2 separate regions of the Homo sapiens genome follow, and region 2 is linked to region 1. The links are chromatin contacts, found by Hi-C or POLR2A ChIA-PET in ENCODE. All regions are on one chromosome and are shown on one strand. Each heading gives the region's core, a stretch centred on a gene start or an enhancer-like site at or near the end of the contact. The rest is flanking DNA. Distances are from core to core; before and after follow the strand shown.

Evidence for each region. Hi-C counts contacts between places; a loop is a spot of excess contacts on that map. ChIA-PET counts read pairs that join two places held with the same protein, here RNA polymerase II (POLR2A). Pooled maps may share reads with other maps.
Region 2: a loop to region 1 is called in a pooled map, with 4 times the contacts of the local background. The contact joins two enhancer-like sites. A Hi-C loop is called at or near these places in 2 of 37 single-sample maps with no recorded cell type and 1 of 50 pooled maps. POLR2A ChIA-PET finds 5 or more read pairs at or near these places in 2 of 52 experiments (GM12878 and OCI-LY7).

Annotation. Positions count from the first base shown.
Region 1 is chrX:31,226,326-31,230,647 of GRCh38, forward strand. The region is part of intron 63 of DMD (dystrophin); the gene reads right to left. Among named protein-coding and RNA genes, the nearest start is that of FTHL17, 160 kb to the left of the region's middle. RefSeq lists silencers at 967-1,261, 2,859-2,908. Within about 2 kb of position 2,371, at least 6 of the 41 ENCODE cell types and tissues checked have a DNase peak (open chromatin) inside an H3K27ac peak, as active enhancers do; they include GM12878, where a contact is called at or near this core.
Region 2 is chrX:30,595,108-30,599,429 of GRCh38, forward strand. No RefSeq gene overlaps it. Among named protein-coding and RNA genes, the nearest start is that of TASL, 20 kb to the left of the region's middle. RefSeq lists an enhancer at 2,360-2,409. Within about 2 kb of position 2,589, at least 3 of the 41 ENCODE cell types and tissues checked have a DNase peak (open chromatin) inside an H3K27ac peak, as active enhancers do; they include GM12878, where a contact is called at or near this core.

The sequences.
Region 1 (4,322 bases), core at 1,121-3,620:
TTTGTGGGCTTTTATTAATAGATTATTTAATAACTACTATAGTCAACTACACCAAAACCTCCCCTCTGGGATATATTTGTGAGTCTCTTGTTTATGATAAATACCAATAAAAAGTATTCAATAAATTAAAAGCATCTCGGAGTATCTTGAAATGCTATATATACAGATTGCTTCTTGAAGATAATTAACATTTGCCTGGACGCTGTCCTTTAGTGAGCAGAACTTGATCTAGTTGAGTCCCTTTAATTGTCCTTCTCTCTCTCTCCCCTAAAAGATGTGGTTCTTCCTTTGTCTCTTTTGCCCAGTCATCACTGCTTACTTTTTTAAGTGGTCTCAGCCAACTCATGGTATGAATTGTCTTGCGGCATCAATCCATGAGAAACCAATTCCTGTCCTCCCCTCCAGATTGGTGCAACATCCTTCACCAGTACCATCAAATTTTTCCTGTACTTGCTAGTGTGGAGTTCCCTTACACACACACTCATCATTGAGTCCCTTTGACTCTTTATAAAAAGAAATGTAGAGACGTGGAAATGCACTTTTGGTCAAATACAGATCCCTTTCCCATTAACACCAGCCTGTAGCAGTTTCCAGGGGATAAGCATCCAATCCCAAATTTTCTCTCATTCCTTTACTTATGCAAAAGTATTGAGTGTTAGTTTTGTGCCAGCCAAACATCTTGTAGAAGATATTGGCATAAAGTTTCTCTTCTTTTTTTCCCTTTCTAATCCTCCTTCTCCACTGCCTCGTAACTCATGTGCCTAGTTTCCTATCATCTTTCTTCTTTCAAAGAACGACGATTCCTCTCTTATGACCCCAATTCTACCCTCTTTTCCTATTTTCCTGGTTCTATTCAGCATTTAGAACAAATGGTCTAAATGAGGTCACAAGCTCCATCCAAATCTTAGCGTTCATATCAAGAATTGGCAAATTCCAGTAGCTAGAGATCCAAGTGGGAGAGGCAAGAATGATCTGATTCTTTCAGGGCATGAATATTAGTGTGGAACAGTATCAGAGTTCAAACTTTCTTCCCTTCTAAATACTTCTAACTATGACACATTCTGCCTCTAGTTAATCCTCCCTGACATCTTTTCAGCCTACCCCCAACCCACTGCAGTGAATAAGCCTTCTGCTACCAGTTTTCCACGCACCAAAGTCCAATCCATTCTCAAACAGTGATTCAGGCATACCAGAAGAAAGTAGCAGGGAATGCCTCCAGCTTTGTTCTTTTGGCTTAGGACTGACTTGGCAATGCGGGCTCTTTTTTGGTTCCATATGAACTTTAAAGTAGTTTTTTCCAATTCTGTGAAGAAAGTCATTGGTAGCTTGATGGGGATGGCATTGAATCTGTAAATTACCTTGGGCAGTATGACCATTTTCACGATATTGATTCTTCCTACCCATGAGCATGGAATGTTCTTCCATTTGTTTGTATCCTCTTTTATTTCCTTGAGCAGTGGTTTGTAGTTCTCCTTGAAGAGGTCCTTCACATTGTGGCATTATTCACAATAGCAAAGACTTGGAACCAACCCAAATGTCCAACAATGATAGACTGGATTAAGAAAATGTGGCACATATACACCATGGAATACTATGCAGCCATAAAAAAGGATGAGTTCATGTCCTTTGTAGGGACATGGATGAAATTGGAAATCATCATTCTCAGTAAACTATCGCAAGAACAAAAAACCAAACACCGCATATTCTCACTCATAGGTGGGAATTGAACAATGAGATCACATGGACACAGGAAGGGGAATATCACACTCTGGGGACTGTGGTGGGGTGGGGGGAGTGGGGGGGATAGCACTGGGTGATATACCTAATGCTAGATGACGAGTTAGTGGGTGCAGCGCACCAGCATGGCACATGTATACATATGTAACTAACCTGCACAATGTGCACATGTACCCTAAAACTTAAAGTATAATAAAAAAAAAATAAAAAAATAAAAAAAAAAAAAAAAGAAAGTAGCAGGGCAAACGTTTAGCTTCCATCACAATGCTACGGAAGCCATACAAATGTATATCTGGTAACTGTCAGTGAACTGCAACGGAGTTCTGGTGCCCTACAAGTCTACTACTCAAGAGAGTTAACTGCCTGTGTTGTTTGAGTCCGCATGTGTTGCTAGGAGTCTGCAGCACCACTCCCTCCGGCTTACAGCTGGAAGAGATAAGTCTCTGCCTTAGGAAAGTGTGTAGGATGCACACAGAAACCTCAAGATGCAATACAGCTGTGAACAATGTGACACTGTCCTGGGCTAAAGCTTGGGATGACTGTGTAGTGAAAGTATGTATGCAGTTTAATAAAGCTAAAGCCCCCCATTCCCGTGCCCCATGAGAGACTGTCCTCCACTTTCCCTGGGAGCTGACTTTCCAGGACTCTGATCCAAGTTGTAATGAGCTCACTAGCTCTCACAGCCGGAACTCAAGAGGAGTGAGACTATCCAAGAAACCAGTTACGCCATGTTTCCATGGCAGCTGGGAGAAAGCGCACTTCAGAAGGGTAAAAATGCTGAACTGCACATTTCTCTTCATAACTTGTATTATTTTATCCAGGGCTGGTTCTAGCCTATAAATAGAGAAATCTAGAAACGTAAGGAACAAGGGCAAACATCAAACCACCTACCTTCTCAAGTTGAATTTCCAACTACTGAAGTGATAGGCCATTCATCTTTTATTTTGAAACATGAAACAAGTAATAGGCTTCTCTTGCCCCTTTGTTTAGTCTATGCATTTTTCTTGACTTTGGTAAGTATTTCTGTTTTATGACTTTCACTTTTACTCTGTGTAATAGTAGCAGGTGTCAAAATTCACCAGAAAAGAGGAACAACTGGTCAAGTTTGCGTCACATATCTACATGTTACATGCTTTTGAAAAATAGTGAGAAACACCTCAGCATTTTAAAGCCATGGAAGCATTCCAAAGATATTACAGAAAAAAAACATTAAGTCCCTTCATTTCAATTTTATAGCTGGTTTCTGTCTTTTTAATAATACTGCAAAAATCCTACTATCTCTGACTGAACTGAGGTCTAGAATTTAAAACAAGGAGTGTTTTAGTCTATCTTTCCAATGGCTTATGGAGACTTTTTGGAAAGGCCTAAGGTTTCAATATGCCTATCTATTAGCTAGAAAGAACAATAATGACCTCATTAACTTTATGAGTGGAAAGAGCTGTACGGCTAAATGATTATTCCAACAGATAAATTGGTATAGTGGTCTTTGTTTCTTCATACCAACTCTATTTCCCAGAAGAAATTTAATCCAAATCTCCCAGGTGGTAAGTGAAAAATAAAATTTAGAGCACATATGCTTTTGGGGGAGTATTGTTCTAAATTCAGTGTTTGGCATACAATACGCATTGAACTACTACTGCCTGCCTATTTTACTAATTTTCCAAATTTTCCCAAGAAGCCAAAACAAGGCAGTCTCCCCACATACTCCTATTATAGAAAGGTGGCATATTTTAAAATATAATAATATGTCTCCAATTTTCCAGTCTCACTCCTCCAAAGGATTCTAATGGACTTTTCAGATGACAAGTATTATTCTTGCCAGCTCAAACTCACTAGAACAGACAAGAACCTTGGATCTTAATGAGACTTCAGACAAATTGAGTAATTTAAATCCAGTCTGTCTTGAAAGCAAATTAAGCCAAAATATCCAGGCTTCAGAAGTCTAGAATTATTGGGAGATCTTCAAGAACAGACCAGGAATTCTGGAACATATCTTTAAAGAATTAGCTGAGAGAAGAGGAACACTAACACATCATACTTGGTCTATAATTTTTTAGATATATTTGAGGCCTCTTAAAATCTCAACTCGTAAAAACCTCATCATCAACATAGAGCTTTACTTAAATGGGGGAAAAATAAACCTACACACAGATAAACAGGAATTATGCATTCATACTTAGATAAGTACAGAAAGTACAGTCTGTGAATTTATAATTACTATCAAGTTATGTTTCCAGATGTGAAATGGTATTACTTATTTATCACCAATGACTTTGTAAAACTCTTCTAAGAAATGAAGGAGAGGGCCAGGTGTGGTGGCTCACACCTGTAATCCCAGCACTTATGGAGGTCGAGGCGGGCGGATCACGAGGTCAGGAGTTCGAGAGCAGCCTGGCCAACATGGTGAAACCCCGTCTCTATTAAAAACACAAAAAAATTAGCCAGGCATGGTGGTGCACACCTGTAATCCTAGCTACTCAGGAGGCTGAAGCAGGATAATTGCTTGAACCCAGGAGGTGGAGGTTGTAGTGAGCTGAGATCGCACCACTGCACTTCAGCCTGGGCGACAGAATGAGACTCCATCT
Region 2 (4,322 bases), core at 1,339-3,838, 630 kb before region 1:
AATAGGTTTTTCAAAATTGTAATATTCATTTGAACACTTGAGTTTCATTGTTGGCCACATATATACTGTCAGTTGTTTTCCTTGAAGTGACAAACAGACTTCATTCATTTTCAAGCAAATGTTTGCCAGATCTCCAAGTCTGAAAAACCATGGTTTGCCAGTTGCTCTTTGGAGTAAAAATAGTGTTTCACGAGAAAAGCCACTAGTTAAGCCATCAACCCAATCACTCAAATGCTTTTCCTGGCGGCATCTATTCTACTTCAGTGTGCAGCGGAAGTGCTTTATGCATGCCTCATATTTCATTGCAGGGAAGTTTTTTAAGTGTACTTGAGTCAAGATTTAATAAAATTAATAATTCTTGCTGTTTCATCAAGGACATTCTTAAATGAGAGAGGCTTTTAAATTTTTTTAAATTTTTTAACTTTATTTTTTATATTATATTATATTTTATTTTATTTTATTGAGATGGAGTCCCACTCTGTCGCCAGGTGGAGTGCAGTGGCACGATCTCTGCTCACTGCAACCTGTGAGTTTAAAACTGTGAGTGTGTGGGGATGAAAAATACAATGACTACTAGTAAAGTTTAGCACCACTGCCTTGATACACGCTAAGGAGTCGGAATTTTGTTTATTGCTTTTGCACCACCAGTGCAATCGTTAATACAGTGAAAAAGGAAAACAGCATCTTGGTATTATTACGAGAATGTTTTGATATGGACTCCCCTGAAATGCCTTGGGAAGCACACTTTGAGAACTGCTGACCTAAAAGAACATAAAGCAGTACTGGTAGGGGAGGCAGGCGGGGCAAGTTTAGCATGCATTTACCTATTTATTGCTGAGATTAGAATATTCACCATACTTGGGTTATTTATTTATTGTCTTAAGATTCACAGTAACATCCACAAACTATATGTTACTATTCCTATTTTACAAATAAATAAATTGAAGCTCAGAAAGGCTAAATAATTTTCTAAGATCAAGCAAGGATCAGGATTTAGATCGAAATATTCCTGATTCTAAGCTTACTCTGTTGCCACTACGCCAAGCTGTTTTCCTTCTATTGAACCGTTTAGGGTGTAAATAACAGATATTAAGGCATATCAAGCATTTATTATGCACTAAAAACAGTTGAACTTTAAATGTATTAACTTATTTAATCATTCCAACAGGCGGGTACCCATATACACCCTATTTTAGAACATAGGGAAACAGAGACCCAAAGAACTTCTCAAGGACACAGCTAGTAACTATGGTGCTAAGATTTTAGCCCAAGAGGAATGGCTTCAAAACCATTTTACTAAAACATCTCCTGGCCAGGCATGGTAGCTCACGCCTGTAATCCCAGCACTTTGGGAAGCTGAGGCGGGTGGATCACCTGAGGTCGGGAGTTCGAGACCAGCCTGACCAACATGGAGAAACCCCATGTCTACTAAAAATACAAAATTAGCCGGGTGTGGTGGCACATGCCTGTAATCCCAGCTACTCGGGAGGCTGAGGCAGGAGAATTGCTTGAACCCGGGAGGCAAAGGTTGCAGTGAGCCGAGATCGCGCCACTGCACTCCAGCCTGGGCAACAAGAGTGAAACTCCATCTCAAAAAACAAAACAAAACAAAACAAAAAAATCCCACAAAATCTCCTAAGTAGAAATAGTAATGAAAAACTCTGAATAAAAAAATTATAATTAAGATACTTGTAATTATTACTTGAATAAAGGAAGTACTTCAATGCTTGAAACAAATACTTTTGCCTATTTGCATCCAAAATGTCATATGATCAAAAGATCTTGGTTTATTTGTTTCATTTCCTCGAGGAGAGACAAAATCATGTGTGGAAAAACCTTAAGTGTGTGGAAATTTTAGCAAGAAGTTAATTCACAGAAATCACTAAGAATAGATTCCTAAAAGGGGTGTAGTTCAGTTTACATTTTCAGATTTTGAGATCAGGATGTCGTGGTCAAGTCTGCAGATGGGAAAGGAATGTGGTCTATGTCACACTGAGCATATGACAGACACCCATCAAAGAACACACCTGCTCCTGGAGAAGACCAGGGCACCGGAAAAATCATGGATCTGACAATAAAACCATTTCCTTCATTTGCCATCACAATAATTAGTCGTCTTGGGGTGTATTTCCTTTTTCTAAAAATAATGGTAGTGGTGTTGTTACTCAATCTTCTAAAATGGGTTTGTGTGTTAACTTCCAAGACAAGAGCTCCTTTTCCTAAATGGAACTCCATTTCTTCAGCCAATGCAAGACTCCTTATCTAGAAAGAAAGGTTATTCATGTTTACTTATGAAAAAGCACACAAAGGCAAACAACTTGGTCCTTCCTGTGTGCTCAGAAATTGCCTCCCTCTGGATCATGCTGGGGTTGGGAAATAGAAGTTCTTCCCTCATCACCTCCCTGTCCCTAACTGTACACCCTGCTGTGGACTCTGACTCTGTTTCCCTGCCACATCTACATCTTTTCTCAGTCTTACTTCCTGAGTCCTGATGGCTCCTTCTTGGCTTTCCCAGGTAAAATTAAGGCGAAGGGGCTCTGCAAGAAGGGAAGGGGCTTTGGGGACAGGAAAACCCTCCCTCAGTGGGCAACAGCATCTACCAGCAAGAAAAAAAAAAAAAAAGAGAAGTGAAAATCCTGTTTTGTAACTAAGGGCTCCAAGCGTTTTAACTGCTGCTGCTTCTTCTCTCTCTCTCTTTCCACTTACCCTCTTCCGCCCACTCTAAGGTTTCAGTCTCTACTCATTCCATCTAAGAACTCCCCAGTGATATAAGTGAAAAAGAAAGGGACAACCAACCTGTCCTTTCCACAGGAACCCTCATTTCCCCAGGCTCATCCACTCCCTCATGCCTACTCCAGCCCCTCAGGCCCAAACCTAATATGGACTTCTCCCTGCTCAGGCCTTCCCACTGTCTATTTGAGTCTCTGTTTCCTAACTCTAGAACTCCAGTCTCTGCCCAGATGGACTCCACTGGAAGCTTGGAACTAAAGGATGTACTCTGCCAGTTAGAGCTGCCTCAAGGGGTCAGGAATCTCTGAAGACATTTCCCCTACGAGCATTGCTACACTTATTGGTTCTCATCCATAGTTTTCTTAGCATAGACTCCACTTGCACTCTGCTTAAGTTAGTTTTTCTGGTACCTTAGAAACCTAACTACGTTTTTATCCACTCACTCATTCGACACATATTTTTTCTGAAGACAGAGATTCTCCTAAGGACTATTTTAGGCATTGTACAAAACAAAACCTCTACTTTCATGAAGAAGACCAATCCTAGATCCAAGTCGAAGACTGTCACTGGAGGAAAGCAGAAATCCCCACCCCAACTCAAGAATTATTACACAAAGGATAACCTGAGCCCCTCGGAAGGTTAGCAGAAGGCCATTCCCTTAGAAAGCAGGGAGTGGCTGTTAATTCTCCAAGATTTTCCACCTCTAGGCAAAGAACAGAGAAGGATTTGTGAAAAGCCAGTGCTCCAACACAGCACTGTGATAGGAAAGATATTGAATGAGGATTCTGGATTCCCTAGGAGAGTCTCAGGGGAGGAGAGGTTGAGTCCTTCCTGGCCTCTATATCAGCCATGGTGAAGAAGCCACCTCAAGCAAGGCCAGAGAAAACAGGCCCCAGACTGGCCTTGAGAGTCGCCTCACATCAGGGCAGCCCTGCTGTGGAGAGAACTGCAAGAGGCAGGAGAATCAAGTAGGACAGAAACTAAGATAGGCTACAAGGATGTACTGTGAAGCATAAACTGGGGATGGCAGCTAGGCAGAAATATCCTCTGTCCACATATACAGAGTAGAACAAAATCAGGGATTCTTAAGGATTTCAATAGTTCTTGCTCATTCTCCATAAATTTCTTTCCCTTCCTATCTCTAGTGGCTGACCTCAGCCACTCCTGTTTTTCCCAGTCTATCCTCCCAGCTAGAACTGAGCAATGCCATCCCCACCATTTCCCAGCTCTAGCCAGTCCCCTACCACCCACTGCATACCTCTTGTTCTTTGCCTAACTGCTGTTCTCTGTGCCTCGTGACATTAGGGGTTCTGAGTGTCATTTAAAATATATTTCCTTCTCTTTGTTTGTTTTAATTAGTCTCACTCAAAAAAAGATGTCTTTCACTTTAATAGTTTTTGCCACCTAGAGAAAACATTGGAAATTTCAGTGAACTGAAATGTAATAGATCTCCAAGATCTAGTATAAGAAAAAAATAAGGTGTTAAATAATGTTTGGAGTCTGCTATTCATTTATGTGGGATATATATATATACACACACACACATATATATACACACATATGTATATACACACATATATATGCATATATAT